2 separate regions of the Mus musculus genome follow, and region 1 is linked to region 2. Evidence: chromatin loops called from intact Hi-C (ENCODE). Cell type or tissue: heart. All regions are shown on one strand. Each heading gives the region's core, and the rest is flanking DNA. Links, peaks and the distances in the headings are about the cores only.

Region 1 (10,021 bases), core at 1,415-9,414, 99 kb after region 2:
CTGTTCTGTTGGCAGAATCCTGTCAGATGTCTTTGAGTTCATTTATGGGATCAGGAAATGTATCACTAAGAGGCATTTTCCTTGAAAGTCCAGTCACTTATGAACCAGACATTTTAAATATCAGGTTTTATTCCAATATCATGTATTTTGAAGAAAGTTTAGATTCACCTTTACAATACAGTGGACTGGAGAACAGTGGCTGGAGAAGGCTCAAGAGGTTAAACACATGGCTCTTGAGGAAGAACTGGGCGGGGTTCCCAGTACCTACATGATGGCTCACAAACATCTGTAATTCCAGTTCCTGGGGACCTGATGCCTTCTTCTGACTTCCGTGGGTACCAGGCACACAAGTGTATACAAGCAAGCAAAGCAAACACATAAAATAAATAAATAAATCCAAAAAATAAGAAAGAAAACAAAACAGTGGTATAATACTAGGAAGGGTTAGAACACAAGGCCCACAGGAAAGAAATCCATCATCACAATGTAGGCAGTCAGGCAGCCCCGCCAGGAGGGTTAGGAACAGTTCTTCCATCGTTGGACTACCTAGGATTTTCTTCTTTGCTTCTCAGTGGAGGAATTAAGCTATGCTAAGATAGCTACTCAGCCTTACTAACTGGGGAATTCACTACCTCTCAGAAGTGGGATCAGGCCCTATGAACATTATTGTTCTTCCTTTTTCTAGGATTTTTTTTTTTTTTTTTTTTTTTTTTTTTTTTGGTTTTTCGAGACAGGGTTTCTCTGTATAGCTATGGCTGTCCTGGAACTCACTTTGTAGACCAGGCTGGCCTCGAACTCAGAAATCCGCCTTCCTCTGCCTCCCAAGTGCTGGGATTAAAGGCGTGCACCACCACGCCCGGCAGATTTTTAAAATTATGTGTATGTGTCATTTGAATGTGGATCTGTACATATGAGTTCTGTCCTGACTGAGTCTAGAAGAGGGTGTCAGATCTCCTGGAGCTGGACTTACAGGTAGTTGTGAGCTATGTTGGTGCTGGGAACTGAACTGTGGTCCTCTGCAAGAGCAGCATCCACTCTTATCCTCTGAGCCATCTCTGCAGCCGTTCATTAATAGTCTCAAATTGAGTTTGCTCTATTATACATGCTTATTAAGGCTTTAGGGATGATTTTAAAGGGTTTCCTTATATTTTAAGAAAAAAGTTTTTAAATTGTGTGTGTACACGTATGTGCACGCACATGAATGATTTTATGTGCATCACAAGAGCCCATGGAACCCAAAAGAGAGCATTGGATTCCCTGGAACTGAAGTTAGAGGTGGCTGTGAGCCAGCTTATGGGTGCTATGAACCAAACCTATCATTCCAGCCCCATACTTCTAAATAAAATTTTAATGAAAGCAAATTTTAAAAAATAAAATTTTTGAGCCAAGAGTGGTGTGATCACACTGAACTCCAAGACTATGTTATTTACTGAAAAACTGTTTCTTGTTGTGGTGTGGCTCAGCCTTAGCATATATCTTTAATCCTAAACAATGAAGGTAAAGTTAGTTTGTAGAGGGAAGCACTCATGTTTGAGAGTGGTGACTAATTGAGTGGCAGATAAGAAATCAATCAGAGAAAGATTTGACAGGATTGGATATGCCCAACACTCAGAGAGTGAAAACAGAGAACAGTGCAGAGAAAGAGAAGAAAAGGAGAAGACAGTTTTATGGAAGTTGCAGAGAGAGACCAAATTAGACTCAGGTGAAGACAGAAGGAGCCAGAGAATGAGAAGGAGCCAGAAGAGTAGCGCATATTGCCTGAGTTACTTTGAAGCCAAGAAGAGCAATTCAGGAGCTGCTGAGAGAAGCCAGAAGAACTGAGTTGAACCAGCCAGCCAAAGCTCAGAAAGAACTAAGGAGTGAGTTTATTCAGCAGCAAGCCTCAAGCTGAAAACTTTCTAGGCCTAGATTAGATTGTATGGAGACTAGAAGCTTCCAGGACGAGGCCTAGGTCAGCAGAGCAGGAGAATACAAGTTGTTTTTATAGTTAACACCTTTAATTCTAGCACTTGTGAGTCAAAGGCAGGTAAATCTATGAGTTCAAGCTTGGACCAGCCAAGGCTGCATAGCGAGACCTTGTATCAAAAACAAACATAAAAAGGCACAGCAAACAAATATAAAGTGTTGGGCGAGTGAGAAGGTGCAAAAGGTAGAGTTTGCCATACAAGGTTGATTTCTGGAACCCACACACAGGGGAAGGGACGAACCAACTCCACAGAGTGCCACAGCACATATACCCCCACGCCCCCACGCCATGTGAATACACACGATAGTAGTAAAATATATAGATAGTAAAATATATATAGTAGTATATATGTATGTATGTATGTATGTATGCATACACATGTATATCTTTAAGCTGGTCATGCTAGGTCACACCTGTAATCCAAGCACTTAAGAGTTTGAAACAGGAAGATCAGGAGCTCAAGGGCATCCTAGATGGATATATATATATCAAGTTTGAAGTCAGCCTGTGCTATGTGACACCCTGCTTTAAAAAATGATAAAGTTTTCACTGCCTGAAAAAAAGTTTGGTCTACGGCCATACCACCCTGAACGTGCCTGATCTCGTCTGATCTCGGAAGCTAAGCAAGGTCAGGCCTGGTTAGTACTTGGATGGGAGACCGCCTGGGAATACCGGGTGCTGTAGGCTTTTTGGACCAAAAAAAAAAAAGTTTGAATCATTTTAAATATTTAATTTTTTATCTCTTGATCTTTTCAAATTCAGTGTAGACTCTATATTATAGAAATAAAAGAGACTAGACTTTTCTGCCAAAAATCATATATCATGCCATTTGAAATTCTGGGAAAACTTTTGGCGATAGTGGATTCCTGTAAGCTTTGCTACTTAAGATGGAGGAGTGAGTGATGGGAGACTACGGCCTGTGTCCCGCTGATGAACGAGCCCTTCTATTGATGTTCCCACAAGAGGTGGAAAGTGTGGGGTGTGTGGGCTTCTTGGACAACAGGGCTTCCATGCACTAGCTAAACTGAAGAATGGATACACAAGTTGTATCAGCATATAACAGGAGGTTGTATCCCAGTTGTGAAACACTGGCCTGCATTCCTGGAATGTAGTAAATGCTGAGGGAGAGGGGGGACTGGGGAGACAGTCTCTCCTCTTCCCTCATCAATTAGAAATGTGTCCTGTGGGGAATATCTCAGGAAATCTCCCGTTCTACCCCACACTTGTATGTTTCCAGTTGCTTCTGCTGGTTCTCATGTGATAGCAATGTGTACTGAGCGAGTCCTCTCTCTCTCTCTCTCTTCCTCCTCCTCTCTCCTCTTCTCTCTCTCTCTCTCTCTTCCTCCTCCTCTCTCCTCTCCCCTCTCCCCTCTCTCCTCTCTCCTCTCTCTCTCCTCTCTCCTCTCTCTTTCTCTCCTCTCTCCTCTCCCCTCTCTCCTCTCCCCTCTCTCCCCTCTCCTCTCTCTCTCCTCTCTCTCTCTCTCCTCTCCCCTCTCCCCTCTCTCCTCTCTCTCTCCTCTCTCCTCTCTCTCTCTCTCCTCTCTCCTCTCCCCTCTCCCCTCTCTCCTCTCCCCTCTCTCCTCTCTCCCCTCTCTCTCCTCTCTCTCTCTCCCCTCTCTCCTCTCCCCTCTCTCCTCTCCCCTCTCCCCTCTCCCCTCTCTCTCTCCTCTCTCTCTCTCCTCTCCCCTCTCCCCTCTCCCCTCTCCCCTCTCCCCTCTCCCCTCTCCCCTCTCCCCTCTCCCCACAGGTCTCCTGTCCTCAGTCTCCATTTTCATATAAACCATAGTAAATTGCATTTGAACTGCTAATTAGCAGCATTAACCTTAACCTTTAACCCTTGCTTTTACATAGAAACAGGCATTTGTCTTCCCATAGCCTGGTTTGTCAGTCTGCCCCTCATAAATATCAATATTTCAAAAACTGGTTTCCCTCTTTTGTAAAACACAGTGCTCATGGTTGCTCCTGCTCAACCCTCTCTACTAAACTCAGACCAGGGCCCTGACCAGTCTTACCTACTCCGCTGGAAGTAATGTGTATGATACTTGCTTGTGTTTCCAAACTTGTAAGGCATGTGGAGAGATGAATGGATGGATATGCCAAAGTGAAGCAATTTGTCTTGTTGGATTTGGGAGGTTTTTTGTTGGATTGGGTTTTGTTGTTGTTGTTGTTGTTTTGTGGGGGGTTTGTTGTTGTTTTTGTTTTGTTTTGTTTGAGGCAGAGTCTTATTGTATAGTTCTGGCAGGCCTAGAACTTTGTAGACCAATACGGAAATCCACCTGCCTTCATCTCTTAAGTTCTGGGATTAAAAGTGTGTACTGCTATACCCAGCTAGTTTTTTTTGTCCCCTTTAAGCTAGGCTGGCCTTGAACTCTGTCTCCTGCCATACCACATTCTGGGGTTCCTGGCATATCTAACCCTACACACTCTTTATTTGGGTCCCTTTGCCCAGTAGCTCCTCCTAGAGCTTTCCCCTTTGCCTCTCAGTCCAGCTTACCTTTCTCTGGAGCTAAAGAGGCCGTGGTTCCCTGTGTCTATGTGCACCTCCCGGCATAATCAGGGGCAGCCTTAGAGCCCATTGTGACTAGAGAAGCCCGGGCTGTTCTGTACCATCTCAGGAAATCGTGGCTGTACAGTTTATGTTTCATCTTTCCCTGCCTTTTGACTAAAGTTAAGAATCTGGCATTAGCAAGGACAGAAGGCAAGCTGAGCAAGCCATGAATGGAGAGCCAGCCAGTATAAACATAATCCTTCCTCGGCCTCTACTTCGGTCCTGCTTTTAGGTCCCTGCCCTCCTTGAGCTCTCCTGCCTGGCGTCCCTGATGATAGACCCCAAAGTGTAAAATGAAGTAAACCCTTTCTTTCCTTCCCATCATGCTTTTGGTCATGGTGTCTGTGACAGCGGGAGAAGCTGCCCAGGGCCAGTGCCCTCCCTGTACACTAAGTTCCTGTTGTCTTTTCAAGATCCTTTGCAGGTTGTTCCACCCGAACTGGGGATAAATGTTCATTTCCTTCCCTCCCACTGGTTGCCTTTTCATTGTCTGTGGCGAAGCTGAGCCTTGCCCTGCCTGCCTTTGCCTGGTCAGGGCTACAGTGCCCTCTTTCCTTGCTTATTATGTTTCATGTTTGCAGAAAACTCAGATTTTACAAGTGAAGTCTTTTGTTTCTAGAGATGGTTCAAGTGTCCATGTACTTACTAATTTAAAAAAATCTGTAGGTCACAGTCCCTGCAAACATCTGGCTTCTATACCTGATACTTGAACATCATTTTAGAATATCAAATTCCTGCTTTTCTTACATTATGTTCCATGACAACCAGCTAGGAGAGAAGCAAAACTTTGAGAGGATATGAGGTGCCTCTATCTCTAGTGTTTCCAGATCTTTACAGAAAAGTAAACTCACTAGTTAGTAATTAAGGACATTTCTTGTGTCGACTTTTCATCTTGTAAAGTAGCTCTGTAGCCATTGTTAAGGCTTTCTTAATTTCCAAAATGTCTAATGAGTTAAATGCAAAATATAGAGTCACTATTAAGAGCACTGGCTGTTCCTGCAGAACTAGAACTAGGTTCAATTCCCAGCACCCACATGGCAGCTCACACCTGTCCATAATTCCAGTTCACAAGGACCCAACACCTCTGGATTCTACAGGCACTGCATGTACAATATATACAGGTATGCATGCAGACAAAACACTCACATGTATAAAATAATAATAAAATGATATTTTAAAATAGAACCAGGTATAACAGCACACATCTTTAATCCCAGCACTCAGGAGGCAGAGACAGGTGACTCTCTAAGTTGGTCTGGTCTACACAGTTCTAGCCTGGTCTATCCAGTTCTAAGCCAGTCAGGGTTAAAAATAATAAACCAAAAGAAAATAAACTGTTAGTTGTGGCCATGCTTGAACAATGAACCACTAGACGATACATTTTCATGATGTCCTCTCCAATTTTCTTTTTTCAGAATGAAAAAAAAAACCTATCTTCTTATCACTTATCTTACTAAACCAAAGCAAACACAGGCATTGGGAGGTGGCCAACTCCTCTCACAGCCGGCTCCTATTTCTGCAAATAGGATTTTCTTGGAAAGCAGCCACAGTGGCTCGTTGGTCCTCATGGCGGATGCCGTGCTCCTGGAAGAATGGAGTGGCCGTAACAGTTCCCAGGCTCTTGAGATTGACACTCGGTGTTTGATCTTTTAAGAAAACTTTTGCCGAGCCCCTAGTGTGCCTAGCAGTTGGTCTGTGAGGCAGCTTACAGGAGGAGTTTGAAGTCTGCGTTCCTTTGACCCTTGTTGATAACGGTTTCCTTCTTTCTTGTCTCACTGCAGCCTAAATTAACGATGGCAAAGTGCAGGCGGAATGTGGAGAACTTCCTGGATGCTTGCAGAAAAATCGGTGTACCCCAGGTAACGTGTATGTGTGTGTGAGTGTGTGTGCACGTGTGCGTGTGCGTGTGCGTAATTGTTCTTACCAGGAGTAGTTGCTGACTCACTACTAACACAACGTGTTATTACAAGACTGTCAGTGTTCTCTCCAGCAACATCCTTTCATGCTTCCCACATTTCCAAGGGTCTTAAGGAAACTGCTAAGCGTTGATTTACATAATTGTATTATAACTAATAAATGAAAAATAATTGTCCTATTTCCTTAAGCATCCCACTAGCTGTTTGACCGAAGTAGAGCTGTATTTGACAATCTTTTCCACACAGATACCTTTCAGATTGGGAATTCATTTTTGCCTTCAATTTTTTAACATTTTTAATACATTTTAAGCATGTATTAATTTTGAATAATTTTAGGCTTCACAAAATCATACAAAAATAGCAGAGTTCCTGTGTGTACTTCACCCAAATTTCCCAGATACTTAAGTAAAATACATAAGTAGTATAGCCGTACAGGTAGGTGGTCCAAATGCTAGTCCTCCTAACTAAATTAGAGGTTTAATTCAGCTTCCACCTGCTTTTCCACTAGGCTGCAGTCTTGGAAGCCAGCGCATCTGCACGTATGAGCATGTTTTAAGGGGACAGTGCTTCTGTGGAGCCCTGTGCAGTGGTTCTCAGTCTGTGGGTCCTGACCCTCAGGGAGATGACTGACCCTTTCACAGGGCCACCTGGAGCCATCAGAAAACACAGAGATTTATATTACAGTTCGTACAAGTAGAAAAATTACACTTGTGATTAGCAATAAAAGTAACTTGATGGTTGGGAGGATCCCCACACCGTGAGGAACTATGAAAGAGTCACGGCATTAGGAAGGCTGAGAATGACGGCTCTATTGTGTTTCCTGCCTTCATAGTACTATAATTAAACATTACTTATAGAGTCAATAGGAAAAGAAATGTTTACACTGCTCTTTCAGAGGCTCCATTGAAGAGCAGTTAAAAGCTGCTTTACTCTGAGGAGTGCACAGTTTTCAATGATAGAAGAAATGGACTCTGAGATCTGTGTGTGCTCAAGTTAGTCTTGGAACTCTGGGAAGCGTCCCTCCTACCCCAGTGCTGGAACTCATGCCCACCACCATGCTCAGCACCAGTGTCAAGAATTAACAGCTTGCTGTGGTGTGTAGCAGGTTCTTGCTGTAGGTGGTAGCTGTGCCTCCTGGATGCTCTGCTGAGCACACGTCTTATGTGCCGCTGAGCCACCATCTCCAGTCCTCAAGCCTTAGCTTTGTCGGTCTGCAGAGTGCAAAACACAGGCGGCCTCTGTCAGAAGCCCAGGGCTGGCTCCCGGCCCACCAGAAGCACCTGTTGTCTCCAAGTTAAGCCCTTTTTAACCCAGTGATGCTTTTCACCCAGTTCACCAGCCTGTTCTAACTGGCCAAGAGCTTCACACATGTCAGACTAAGAAAGCCAGTTCTGGCCTTGCATCCACATTAGCCAGCATGAATTCCACACCCGCTCCTTAGCCTTACCAGGTACAGCAATCTGTTCCTGTTTGCTGTTACGGGTTTGTAGTTCCCCTTTTCTAAACTCAGGTGTGACTTTTTTTATTCTTATGGACAAAGTCAGACATTCTTATATTACTGTTTTATAAAAGCTTATAAAACCATTTTACATGCACTGAGACCATTTACCATTTTCTAAGGAGCTGGCAGTATTTCCTCCACAGTGAAAGAGGTATCCCTGTCTTAGGTCAGCTCAGCATGTGCACTGAACCAGAGTATGGCTTGCACTGGCGCAGCGAATGGCGAGCCTAGGAAACAGCAGCCGCTGCCTCTGCCCCTGCTGGCACCTGCTGAGAGCCCTCCTCTGCCCCGTTCCTAGACATGAGAGCTGCCTGCCAGGCTCTGCAGAGCCACCTTGTCTCAGATGTAAAGGCTGTAGCCTGGAGCCCTTCCAGAATGTTCTGCCATTGTCAGCAAACTCTAAAAACAGTAGCTTTAGGCTATGGACTTAAGTCAGCATTTTCCAAGTGGGGCTGAGGAGTGCTCATTACAGCCCAGCCAGCGTTCCACCTGAGCTGAGCTATTCGAAGGCAGAAACAGACAGAAAAGGTGCAGTTTAAAACCGACCTTTCCCCAGGGTGGCTAGGCTGGGTTCTATGTATCCACAGCCCCGCTTCTATTTCCTCTGCCACATGGAGGAAGTGGACATCCACTCAGACCACTTCTTTCTCCTTCCTCTACCTCCCAGCCACTTCTCTACAGTTTCCATGACTTCTAGTCCTGCTTCTACTGCTGCCGAAAATTAGTCATTTTTCTGGACAGAGTGAAGGATAAGGAACTCACAAAGTGGTAGCTTCAAGCTAGCTCTCAGTCTTGCTTGGTCTCACCTCCTTCTAGTCTTACTGGACTATAAAACAGAGAACTTAGTACCTTAGTGTGTCCGACTCAGGCCCAGGTAGACAGTAACTATGAAGGCCAGAACTTCTCAGTGTGACTACAGAGTTGTGCGAGCACGGTGAGTGCGCTATGGAGAGGCATGCCTGTACTCTGCACCGGGAAAGTGGGGCAGAATCCAGAGTTGAAGGTCATTTCAGCTACATAGTGAGTTTGACACAATACAGGTGATATGAGACCCTATTTCAAACAAAAATAAAATGAAAGATAAACGATACCCAAAAATGAGTCAGGTTATGAAGGAAAACAGGCTTGGGATGTGGCAATAGTAGTGTTTCTCTAGGGCCTGTTCCCGCGCACCCTTAGAATGAGAAGGAATCACTAAAAAATAAGAAAACTCAGAGAGCCTCTGGATAGGGAAGTTTATGGAGATTCACTTTTATTATTATGCTTTTATTAAGTGTTTTACATTTTTAAAAAACCTGTATTTGAGTCCATTGTCTTATACCCTAGAATTATTATGTATGTTAATATTTCCAGATTGAGTCCACTAATGGTGACTTTAGACACTCCCTCCATTCTGTTGTGTGCCTAGTGAACTACATGCAAGGATGACAGACTGGATCAGACGGTCGGAGTCCGTGCACCTGACTCCTCCATAGTAACCCTCCCTCACTGCAAGGCTTGCCTCCGTCTTTGAGCATCTGGGTTGCCTGGGTTCATAATTCCCTACTCTAATGAGCATCCCCACTCTGTCCCCACTCTTGCCTCAGTGGTGAGGAGGAGTGGGATTGAGATAAGGCCCTCCCACTGTCAGGCTCACACACAGCCAGCTCCCACCGTCGTCTCCCCAGAGCCGTAGCTAGCCTTCAGTAAGCAAGCTCGTCCTGCTGCTCAGCAGAACTCAGCTGTGCGGGGATGAGCCAGCCTTGTTCTTCAGCGTTGTCTTGTTTGTGATGAGATGCTGCGGGGGGGGGGTGTCCGACTGAGAATGCTGGGTTTCTGAGCTCTGCCGTCTGCGATCCGCTGCACTGACTTTGTTTTTCTGTTTTCCTTTCCTGCTCGCATGTGGACAGGACAATCTCTGTTCTCCTTCCGACATCCTTCAGCTAAACCTCAGCCTTAAGAGAACTGTTGAAACGCTGCTCTCTCTTGGGGCACGTGCGGAAGAATCCAGCTTTGTCTCTCTGTCTGTCCAGCTTCTGGGTTTTGTGGCATTTTACTGTTCTTTAATGTTAATTCTCTGTGTGCTTTATTACCGGGTCTTCACCTACAGC
Region 2 (10,021 bases), core at 926-8,925:
TATTGTGTATTTTTGCTTTCAAAAATTCTGTTCTTGGAGTTGGGGAGATGGCTTAGTAGTAAAGTGCTTGCTACAAGCACATTGAACTGGGTTTGTATCCCCAGGCCTCACATATAAAACCAGGTGTGGCAGCATGAACCTGTAATCCCAGCATGGGGGTGGAGGGGCAGGAGCAGAGACAGGTTGTACTGGTGGATCCTTGGAGCTCACTGGCAAGCCAGTCTAGCCAGGTACTGAGCATCAGGCTTGGTGAGAGAGTCTATCAAAAAGTACACAAGTAAATAAGGTGGCGAGGGATAGGGAAACACCTGAGAAAACACACAGCTTTGTGTCTGTAGGACAGATGTGTCCTTGTAGATGTGTGTGACAGTGAGGGAGGTGACACCTGTGCTTACTGCTCTCCCTCCTCCCACTGGGTAATTTGAATGTCATTACCTTGAGATCGGACAGAGCTACTTTCTCTTTAAAGGTTTTATAGTGTAATCTTATCAAGGTGAATTTATATAGTTAACTATTTCACTGTATGTATTGTAATAAAAATCCAGGTTACTTTAATTTAAAGATCATGATTTAGAAATCACCAGTTATTTGACTTGTTAAAATGTTTTACATGTGGGGCATGAGAGGGAACTTACTATTCCTGTGTAGTATCTGAGTTTCAGTCCCAGCACCCATAAGGCAGATCACAATCATCTGTAACTTGACTCCCAAGGGCTCCAGCCCCTATCTTCAGCTTCATGGTCTCTGCATATGTGTGCTGAACATGTACACATGGAGGCAGACACTCATACACATGAAATACAAAAAAATCTTTTTTTTTTTAAAGATTTCATGTATGTGAGCACACTGTAGCTGTCTTCAGACACACCAGAAGAGGGCATCAGATCCCATTACAGATGGTTGTGAGCCACCACGTGAATTTTGGAATTGAACTTAGGACCTCTGGAAGGACAAGCAGCCAGTGCTCTTAAGCTCTGAGCCCTCTCTCCAGCCTGGGGGTGGGGGTGGGGGTAGAAAGATGTGCTTACCCTGGAAAAGGAACCGAGAGCAGCTGTACATTTGGTAGCTGAGAGCAGTGCATCAGGAGCTGGTACTGTTGTTTTTATTTTTTGAGAGAACATTGTAATGGCCCCAATTCATTTAAAACGTGTGAGGAAATTTTGAGTACTTTATCTGGTAAGCTAATTTAAACTTTTTTTCTTTGCTAGAACTCAGAAACCACGATTAACTCGTACTGCTGTGCCCTCATTCTTGACAAAAAGAGAACAGTCTGATGTTAAGAAAGTTCCTAAAGGCGTCCCTCTACAGTTTGACATAAATAGTGTGGGAAAACAGGTAAAAAAAAAATTTTCCCGTGTTTCTTTGGATCATTCACTGACAGTCTTGTGATAACCAAAAATATTGTAATCACATTAAACAGTGTGGTCTAGCTCCTTCCCCACTCCCCAGGCACTCTCATAGATTACCTGTTTGACATTTTATTTAAATCAGATCTTATTATATTTACCATGATTTATTTAAAGTTTCATCCGTATTGGTATTTTCTTTGTATTACTTGAATGATATTCATCACATGTATATATCACATTATATATTCTGCTGAAAGTTTTTGTGTTCTTTGGCTGTTAGCATATTTTCTTTTGGGGGAGGAAGTCAATGCCAATGGATATATTTGATAGATTTTGGTAGACTGTATGTTAACTTAACATTTAACCTTTTTAGAAACTATCAAGCTATTTCCCAAAAAGATGATTATATTCTTTTATATTCCTACAACATATATGGGGTTTCTAAACTTCTCCACATTTTTGTCAACATTTGTTATTATCTGTCACTTTATCTGTATGCTGACAAGTTAGTGTAAAGTAACATTTCACTATGATTTTGACAGTTCGTGTATTGTTGTACTAGTTGATCTTGTTAAATTTACTTAACTTTAGGCTGGAGAGCTGGCTCAGTGGTTAAGAGCACTGGCTGCTCTCCCAGAGGTCCTGAGTTCAAATCCCAGCATCAACATGGCAGCTTACAACCATCTACAATAGGATCTGATGCCCTCTTCTAGTGTGTAGATGTACATGCAAAGTGGCCACATACATAAAATACAAAGAGAAAAGTAAAACACCTTGGTCAACTAATTTATTTAATTGCTTAATTTTATAGCAAATCTAAATTGTTTAGGTTTTTTTCTATATAAATACTTCTTCATTTTCTGACTTCTTTTCCAGTGTTTAAACACTTTTTCTTGTTTTGCTCTAAGGGCTAGCACATCCACTAAAGGGTTTGATAGAATTAATAAAACTAGTGTGCTTGCTGTGTTCTGCCTGACATAAAGTATTAGAAGTTTGACCATGTTTTATAGCTAAACTTGCCCACTTTTCTGAGTTTGAACTTGAAGTAAAACTTGCTTTCTGCCCTTTCTATTTCTTCCGGTACTGCCCAGTCCCAATCATGCTTGCCCTGATACTCTGGGCCCGCTCACTCTGCTCTGAGAACAGCCCACCCCTATTCTATAGCTGTTTTCCATTTCCCTTCTTTGTCACATGCTGAGAGTTACAGCTTGTCTACCCTGCAGTTTTTCCTCTCAAACTCTAAGAAATAGTTCTTTTTGTTGTTGTTTTTCCAGACAGATTCTTTGTGTAACAGCCCTGGCTATCCTGCAACTCACTACGTAGGCCAGGCTGGCCTCAGACTCACAGAGATCCACCAGCCGCCTGAGTACTGGGATTAAAGGCATGTGCCACCACCACCCAGCTAAGAAACAGTTTTTGAGTTAAAAAAAAAAAAATTAGAAGCCAGGCAGTGGTGTTGCACGCCTTTGATCCCAGCACTTGGGTGGCAGAGGCAGGCGGATTTCTGAGTTCGAGGCCAGCCTGGTCTACAGAGTGAGTTCCAGGACAGCCAGGGCTACACAGAGACACCCTGTCTTGAAAAACCAAAAAAAAAAAAAAAACAGAAAAAAAAATTAGATAGATAACTAGACAGACAGACAGACAGACTGCTGGCTTTACGTTTACTGTAGATTGTCAGGTTAAGGGAGTTCCTGTCTTTCTAATTTGCTGAGATTTTTTTACTATGAATTTATGTTGAATATTATCATATACTTCTTTGGGAAACAGTTTGGTAGAAATAAGGTCCTGGAATTTAAGATTAGAAGTATGGGGCGAAAACTTGGTTTTGTTTAGTTAGAGAGTACATGTTTAGCATAGACAAAGTTCTTGGTATAATTTTCCATTCAAAATAGGAAAAAAAAAAAAACAGGGAGGAGGGGAGAGAATTTTGTTCTATTTTATTTTGATCCTATTCTTAATTTCTTTTCTGTTTGGAAACACTTTGTTATTTGTTAATCAGAGGCCAGAGTTTTACTTAAATTTTTATGGGGCACTCAGTTTAGAGCTTTGTTTTAAAAATACTCAGAAGTTGAAATAACTGTGCTTCTATTTTTTTTTTAAGTCATAGTCTCATACTGTAGCTGAGGTTGGTTTAACACATGATTTTTCTTCCTCCAACTCTTGGGATAGATAGTAGGAGTAGGCCACCATTTTTCTATAAAATAGCTTTTTGCTTTTTTTGTTGTTTGGTATTTTTCTTTCCCTCTTCTTCTTTTTTTTTTTTTTTTTTTTTTTTTTTTTTGGAGACAGAGTCTTACAGTATATTCTTAGTAAGCCTGAAACCCTGTAGGTCATTCTGGAATTAAATTCATAGATTCACCTGCCTTTGCTTCCTGAGTGATGTCATCAACTGTGTGTGCCAACATCAGTTGAAATAACACTTTTTGCCAAAGGTATCACTGGAATTTTTAACAGTGTTTGCAGAGCTTCAAATTAATTCAGATTGAGGTATTTTGGATATATTTTATATAGACAGTAGTAGTAGTGTGTATATGCTTGTATAATGCAGTATAGATATCTAATGATTAGAGGACTAGGATTCTTGGATACCTACTTTTAAGTTCTAAACCTGATAGGCAACTTCATGTATAGCTTCTTTTTGTTAGAGTCAATTGAAATTATACACAAATTTAAGATGTTGCTTACTGTTACTACTAATTACTATTAATTTTAAGTTCATGGTCTGGAGAGATGGCTCAGTGGTTATGAGCACTGACTGCTCTTCCGGAGGTCCTGAGTTCAATTCCCAGCAACCACATGGTGGCTCACAACCATCCGTAATGGGATCCGATGCCCTCTTCTGGTGTGTCTGAAGACAGCAACAGTGTAGTCGCATAAATGAAATAAAATAAATAAATCTTTTTTTTCTTTTTAAAATCACATATAAAGGAATTTTTTTTCAGTTAAGTTAATGTTTTTCTCCTTTTCTATAGACAGGGATGACTTTGAATGAACGATTTGGGATACTGAAAGAGCAAAGAGCCAACCTCACGTTCAGCAAAGGAGGAAGCCGCTTTGTGACTGTGGGATAGATCCGTGTCCAAGGAACTTTAAGTGTTGACTGTTTGAAAAGTTGATTTGCTTGAAGAGTTCATCGGAGAAGTTCAAGAAACTTTCCTTCAGAATATTCACAAGCCTAAATAACTTTATTTTTGAAGGTTATTTTGTTTTGGTTTGGTTTTTTTAATGTATAAATAATGCCCTGAAAGAATAGCAGGGAATATACCTATCTGTTCTTAAAGATTTCATGGTTGGCCCATACAAAGCAATTCTCTGTTGACTTCTTTGACTCCTCCTGAAGCAGAAGGAAGACAGAAAGACAGACATTGATTATTTTTATGAGCGTGGGATTTAGGATCTCATCACTTTTATCCAGTTTTTAGGATTTGCCATGGTAAATCTTAAACTTGAGAAATAAGAGTACACCTCTGTGTTGTCACTTACCCATTTATGTATGTGTTGGCGTGACAAGGACAGCTGCCTTTCTGTCATTACTGGTGTTTTCTAAACTGTAGGAGAATTTTGGTTTTGACTTTTGAGGCTTATGGAAATATTTAGAACTTGGTTCATTTTTCAGTTATTGTTAGCTTAAACTCCCTAAGTTCTAAGAACTTAGTATTAAACTTTTAATAAAAAAAAAAATGTGGCTCTCAGGATTAGTCTCAGGCCAAAATGTGTTAGGGCTGTAAATGCTTATTTACAAAGTTATCTGCTAGGTCCTTGGAGGAGACGCCTGGTGTGGAACCTGATGGTCTGTGTTCAGTATAAATGGAGAAGACATGAAAGGCATTGGCCAACGGACAGATTGGACATGGGAACAATAAAGCCTGAGTCATAGCTCTGCCATCTGGGTTGACTTCTGTCCTGAGTCTAGTGTCTGTAGATTCTTCTATAAATGATGCTTACAAGAATTACAATTTTTAAAATGAGTTGAATCTTGGGTATTTTGACAATATACTTACTAGATATATAAAGTCCTATGTTTCATATTCAAAAGTTTTTTTTGTAAAGCTCTTAAACTCAGTAAGTTCAATAATTTATAACTCCCCAAACAAAAATCTACTTATATATGTCACAAAGGAGAGAAAAAAAAGTAAATTATAATGAAGTTACATTTAACTATACACACTCACTCCGTTTCTTCTATTGCTCAAAGTTCAGGCATTATAGGAAAAAGGGTTTTTTTGTTTTGTTTTGTTTTTTCTTACACTGGAGGACGGTCTGCTGTGCCGAGATAGTGCTGAGATTGCTCAGTCATAGGTCATAAATTACAATGAGATGCCAAAATGCAGCGGCGTGTCCCAGCTACAGATTATCAGTGCTGAGAGTGCTCACATGGTCATAGGTCATAAATTACAGTGAGATGCCAAAATGCAGCGGCGTGTCCCAGCTACAGATTACCAAGTGTGGTCATTTTGAAACCTGACCTTTTGTTTTGCTGTGATTTCAAGTTTGAGTGGGTGTTTAAGTCTCTGCTGTTGATTTCTCCTGTAAAGACAGAGCATTATACTCCTGCCCGCCTTCATTGTGTCCTAGACTTCATTGTCTTTGATGTTCTTCAAGTTCTTACTGGCTTGTGCTAGTTGTGGGAAAAACAGCAACAATGTCATGCTTATACCAAAGATCTAAATCTTTCCTCAGCATCTGTTAATCTGCCAGGACTTGGACTTGAGAGGGGTTTAGAGGCTAATCACAGAATTTGAAAGTAAGCTCCAGTTCTCCTTAGCTGTAATGCTTTTCATTGAGGCCAAGGACTCATAAAACATTTTTGCCAATATGAATATTTATATTTGGTTCAGAAACAAAACATTTTAGAGTGGTTTGCTGGTAGCTTATTTTAAAGCAAAGGAAAAACAATTGAGCATGAACACTATCTTTGGAACAATTTTTAAAATATGATATAAAAGTTTTTGTTTCTTGTTGTTTTAAATATTACTATACAGAGGTATTAGTAATTCCATTTTTGGAAAATCTTAAAAATCGCCCAAATGTTGACACTAAGTACATTGAAAAACAGTGTCTTTGGTATAGTAAATGTTTGTTCTTCATTCATCTGTAACTTAATATTTGTTCAAATTTTGCCTTTGATACAACTAAGTTAAAACTCTTGAGTGCTGACCTGTTGTATATACACAAAACAATCTGCTTTGTTGGAGAAAAATTCCCTCTCTTGGAATGTGATTGTAGTCATCCTTGTTCAGTTCTTGAAGCCCCCCCCCCCTTTTTTTTTAATTTTATTTAAACAGGGTGCAACGTAAAATTTCCTTTGCATCAAGGTGTATGCAGAACATTGATGCAGTGCATCACGACGTGAGCGTTTGTATTTAACGAGGAGGTGCTTTACACTGTACTTTTTGGTGTTTTTTGGAAAAGTTACATTAGATTTGTTCTGAAGCTGTTCATTTTTGACAAATAAAATGTAACAGGTTTCACATGAGTTATTCTGAGCTATAAAGATTGAGTTGTGGTTTTTTAGATTGTTGTGTGTTACAAAGCATCTTATAGTGGTTTTATATATGATTTCTGGGATTTGAAGTTGCTGATCAGCTAAATCTCCACTCTTGGTGTTCCTCTGACTTTTGACCATTTCATGCATGGGTGACCTGAGGTTCCAACATGAGGCCACCAAGGCGAATTAAAGATAGTCACATTGTTATAACGCAGAGCACAGAAGTAGATGAGCCTTTAGAGATGATCTGCGTCAGCCCCTCCTCTTACATCGTAGTTAAGTGACACCCGACATTTTCTAAGACGTACATGGAACATGGGTCATGTTTTGAGCCTCATGTCTTATAATTCTCAGTGGACAATAAACGACTTCACACATAGGCAGTAGTTTTGTGGTATTTAATGTGTCAGGTGTCTAAGAATTAGTAATATCCCTATATCAGCATTTGTGGTGTGCTCAGTAAATCTACTCTTCCAATAATTCCTATTTAATTACTTTGATATGGAAGTTACTGAAACTCATTACAAAAGGCCAATGTTTTCAGTATACACCGGGAAGATGATTGCTAATTCCAGACCCCATGTCGAAAAACTTACACACAGAGGAGAAAGACTGGTGGTCGAATCTGTCGTGTATTTTTAAATATACACTCACTTTTCACTATATTAATTATAATCAAATTATAAAGCATTTATGTTTAAGAAACATGGGTATAATTGTCAACATTTTAGTTTTGTTAGAGGTGCATATTAAATGTTACTGCCTGTAATGTAATTCATAAAATATATGCAATTTGGGGGTATGAAGAGATTAAAAAATTTACTTGTCATACAAAGAATTCCATATATTCCAAATGCAAGCAATATTAAAGCAAAAAAGAGCTTCCTCCTTTCTGAAGAGAAGGCCTCTTACATTGATTAAGCTTCCCATGAAGATGGTGGTTCTTTTTGGAGCTAGGGGCAGGTCTGGTGCTGGTGGTGCCTTTTTTTTTTTTCTCCCCCAAGACAGGGTTTCTCTGTGTAGCCCTGGCTGTCCTGGAACTCACTCTGTAGACCAGGCTGGCCTCGAACTCAGAAATCTGCCTGCCTCTGCCTTTGGGATTAAAGGCGTGTGCCACCACTGCCAGGCATGTGGTGGTGGTGCAATCAGTCTCTCTCCCCTGCCTCTCTCTCCATCTCTCCCTGATGTCCCCCTTCCTCTCCAGACTGAGTCACATTGCTATGCTTCAGCTTTCAGACTGCTGAGTTTATAGGAATGTGCCACAATACCTAGTTTTATCACTTTTCAAAGATTGGTTTATATATTTGTGTGTGTACCTGCATGTATGTATAGTCACTGTGTGTGCTGGTGCCCATGAAGGTCAGATGTGGGTGTTAAGTCCCCTAGACCTGGAGTTAGAGGTGCTGTGAGCAGCTTGATGTAAGTGGTGGCCATGGAACCTGTTTCCTCTTGAAGAGCAGTGAGCACTCTTAGCCAGCTCTCCAGCCCCTTCTACACTTTTCAAAGTGGATACGTAAGTAAACCCCAACCAAGCATTTATGAGAAGAGTTTTGGATACTGTAGACCACTAAAAGATGTAAAGATTTGCTTGGAAATTGTAGACTTCTAAATATTCTCAGATGAGATATACTATGTGGTGTGTGTGTGTGAAATACTAAAGATGAATAGGGAGCTATTTACCTAGTGTGCATATACGTGTATGGCTAGTAATATCTATTAACTCAATGAACAAAGGTGCTTACCACCAAGTCTGATGACCAAAATTTGATCCCCTGAATCAATGCAATGGGAGCAAAGAACAGACTCCAGAAAGCACTCTATCTTCTGACTTCCACATGTGCCCATGTGTGCACCCACACACACATTGAAGCGAAACTTGCTTTGGTACTGAATTAGTTAAGTTTTTGCCTATAAAATAAACAGGAAGAAGAGGAGTCTGACAATGCCTGAGACTGAAGAGCCTCTACTGCCCTTTTGTTCAGTCTCTTATTGCAGAACAGTAGTTGAATAAGGTGGTTTTCTATGTCCCTTGTGCTCAGTAACCTTTTAGTACTCTTTAGTTCTTCACTAAAGTTATGAACCCTTCACAATGACTGCATTGCTGATAACTTGTAGTATGGTACCGACTTTATGAAGATCGAGGAGCTGGGTTTGAGTGCATTCCTGTGATCTTAGCACTCAGGAAGCAGAGGCAGGAAAGGCAAGCTAGGAAGATAGTATGGGCTGCACAAATACTGTCTCAGACTTAAAAAAAGATGGAGGGAAGAAGGTGAGAATTTTACACATTTTGCATTTATTTCATAGTTGAAAACCCAACTCAAGTCTTCACACATCTCAAGAATTTCTCCTCGATCTGTCATTTTATGACAGGTTTTGAAAACTTTTTTTTAGACCAGTGTGTATGTTGTCTGAGTAAATAGGTTATGTACCATATGTGTGCCTGCTGCTTGCCAGGGTCACAGAGGGCATCACAAGCTCTGGAACTAGAGTTGTGAACCACCACGGGGGTGCAAGAAGTTCTAACCAGTGAGCCGACGGCAGCTCAGATTGAATTTTACTGCTACTTCATTTATGTATTTTATTGTATGAGTGCTCTGAAGGGGTAAATACCTGCATGACAAAGGAAGGCATCAGATCTCATTACAGATGGTTGTGGGCCACCTTGCCAGTGCTGGGAATTGAACTCAGGACAGCCAGTGCTCTTAATTGTTGAACCACTTATCTAGCCCTATCTAGAGATTTAATTTTATATAGTGTATGTATATGCATATGGTTTTACACATATATAATATATGTGGATAACATCTTACTGTATTGCTCACTGTTGTCTGATACAGGGTTTAAATTCCTCTGCTCAAATAATGCCCTGCCTTGAGTAGCTGGGAACACAGGCATATATCCAGTTTCATTCATTCTTTCATTCATTAGTTGCTTAGTTGAGACAGGACCTCACTAGCACTCAGAGACTGACTTAGCTCCCTGTACTTGCTCTAGTTTCCTGCACACTCCCCATCTTCAAATAAGTTTAAAATCATCTTTTCATATGTGTATGGTGTATGCCTGTGTGTGCTCAGAGGCCAGGTGAAGATGCCAAGGGTCCTGCTCCATCATTCTCTGAAGAGTCTCTCTCAAAACCTGGAGCCAGGCTGGCAGATAGCAGCCCTCAGTGATCTCCTGTGTTCCC

What was found. Peaks named below come from ENCODE experiments on the same cell type or tissue, not always from the same donor. Only the 100,000 strongest peaks of a DNase experiment are listed, where the experiment ranks them.
Region 1: a loop joins it to region 2, with 2.3 times the contacts of the local background. A loop is called at or near these places in 3 of 42 quality-filtered maps.

The regions. Positions count from the first base shown.
Region 1 is chr16:32,999,369-33,009,389 of GRCm38, forward strand. It overlaps Lrch3 (leucine-rich repeats and calponin homology (CH) domain containing 3), which reads left to right. Exons shown (of 21, transcript NM_001081255.1): 20 at 6,296-6,373. It also overlaps n-R5s33. Among named protein-coding and RNA genes, the nearest start is that of Iqcg, 52 kb to the right of the region's middle. In heart, for the core only: no CTCF peak of the experiment used is centred there; a DNase peak (open chromatin) is centred at 6,083.
Region 2 is chr16:32,901,211-32,911,231 of GRCm38, forward strand. It overlaps Fyttd1 (forty-two-three domain containing 1), which reads left to right. Exons shown (of 9, transcript NM_027226.4): 8 at 1,209-1,335; 9 at 4,322-7,753. The coding sequence ends at 4,420. Among named protein-coding and RNA genes, the nearest start is that of Lrch3, 7.9 kb to the right of the region's middle. In heart, for the core only: CTCF peaks have their summits at 2,038 and 4,191 (motif pointing left); no DNase peak of the experiment used is centred there.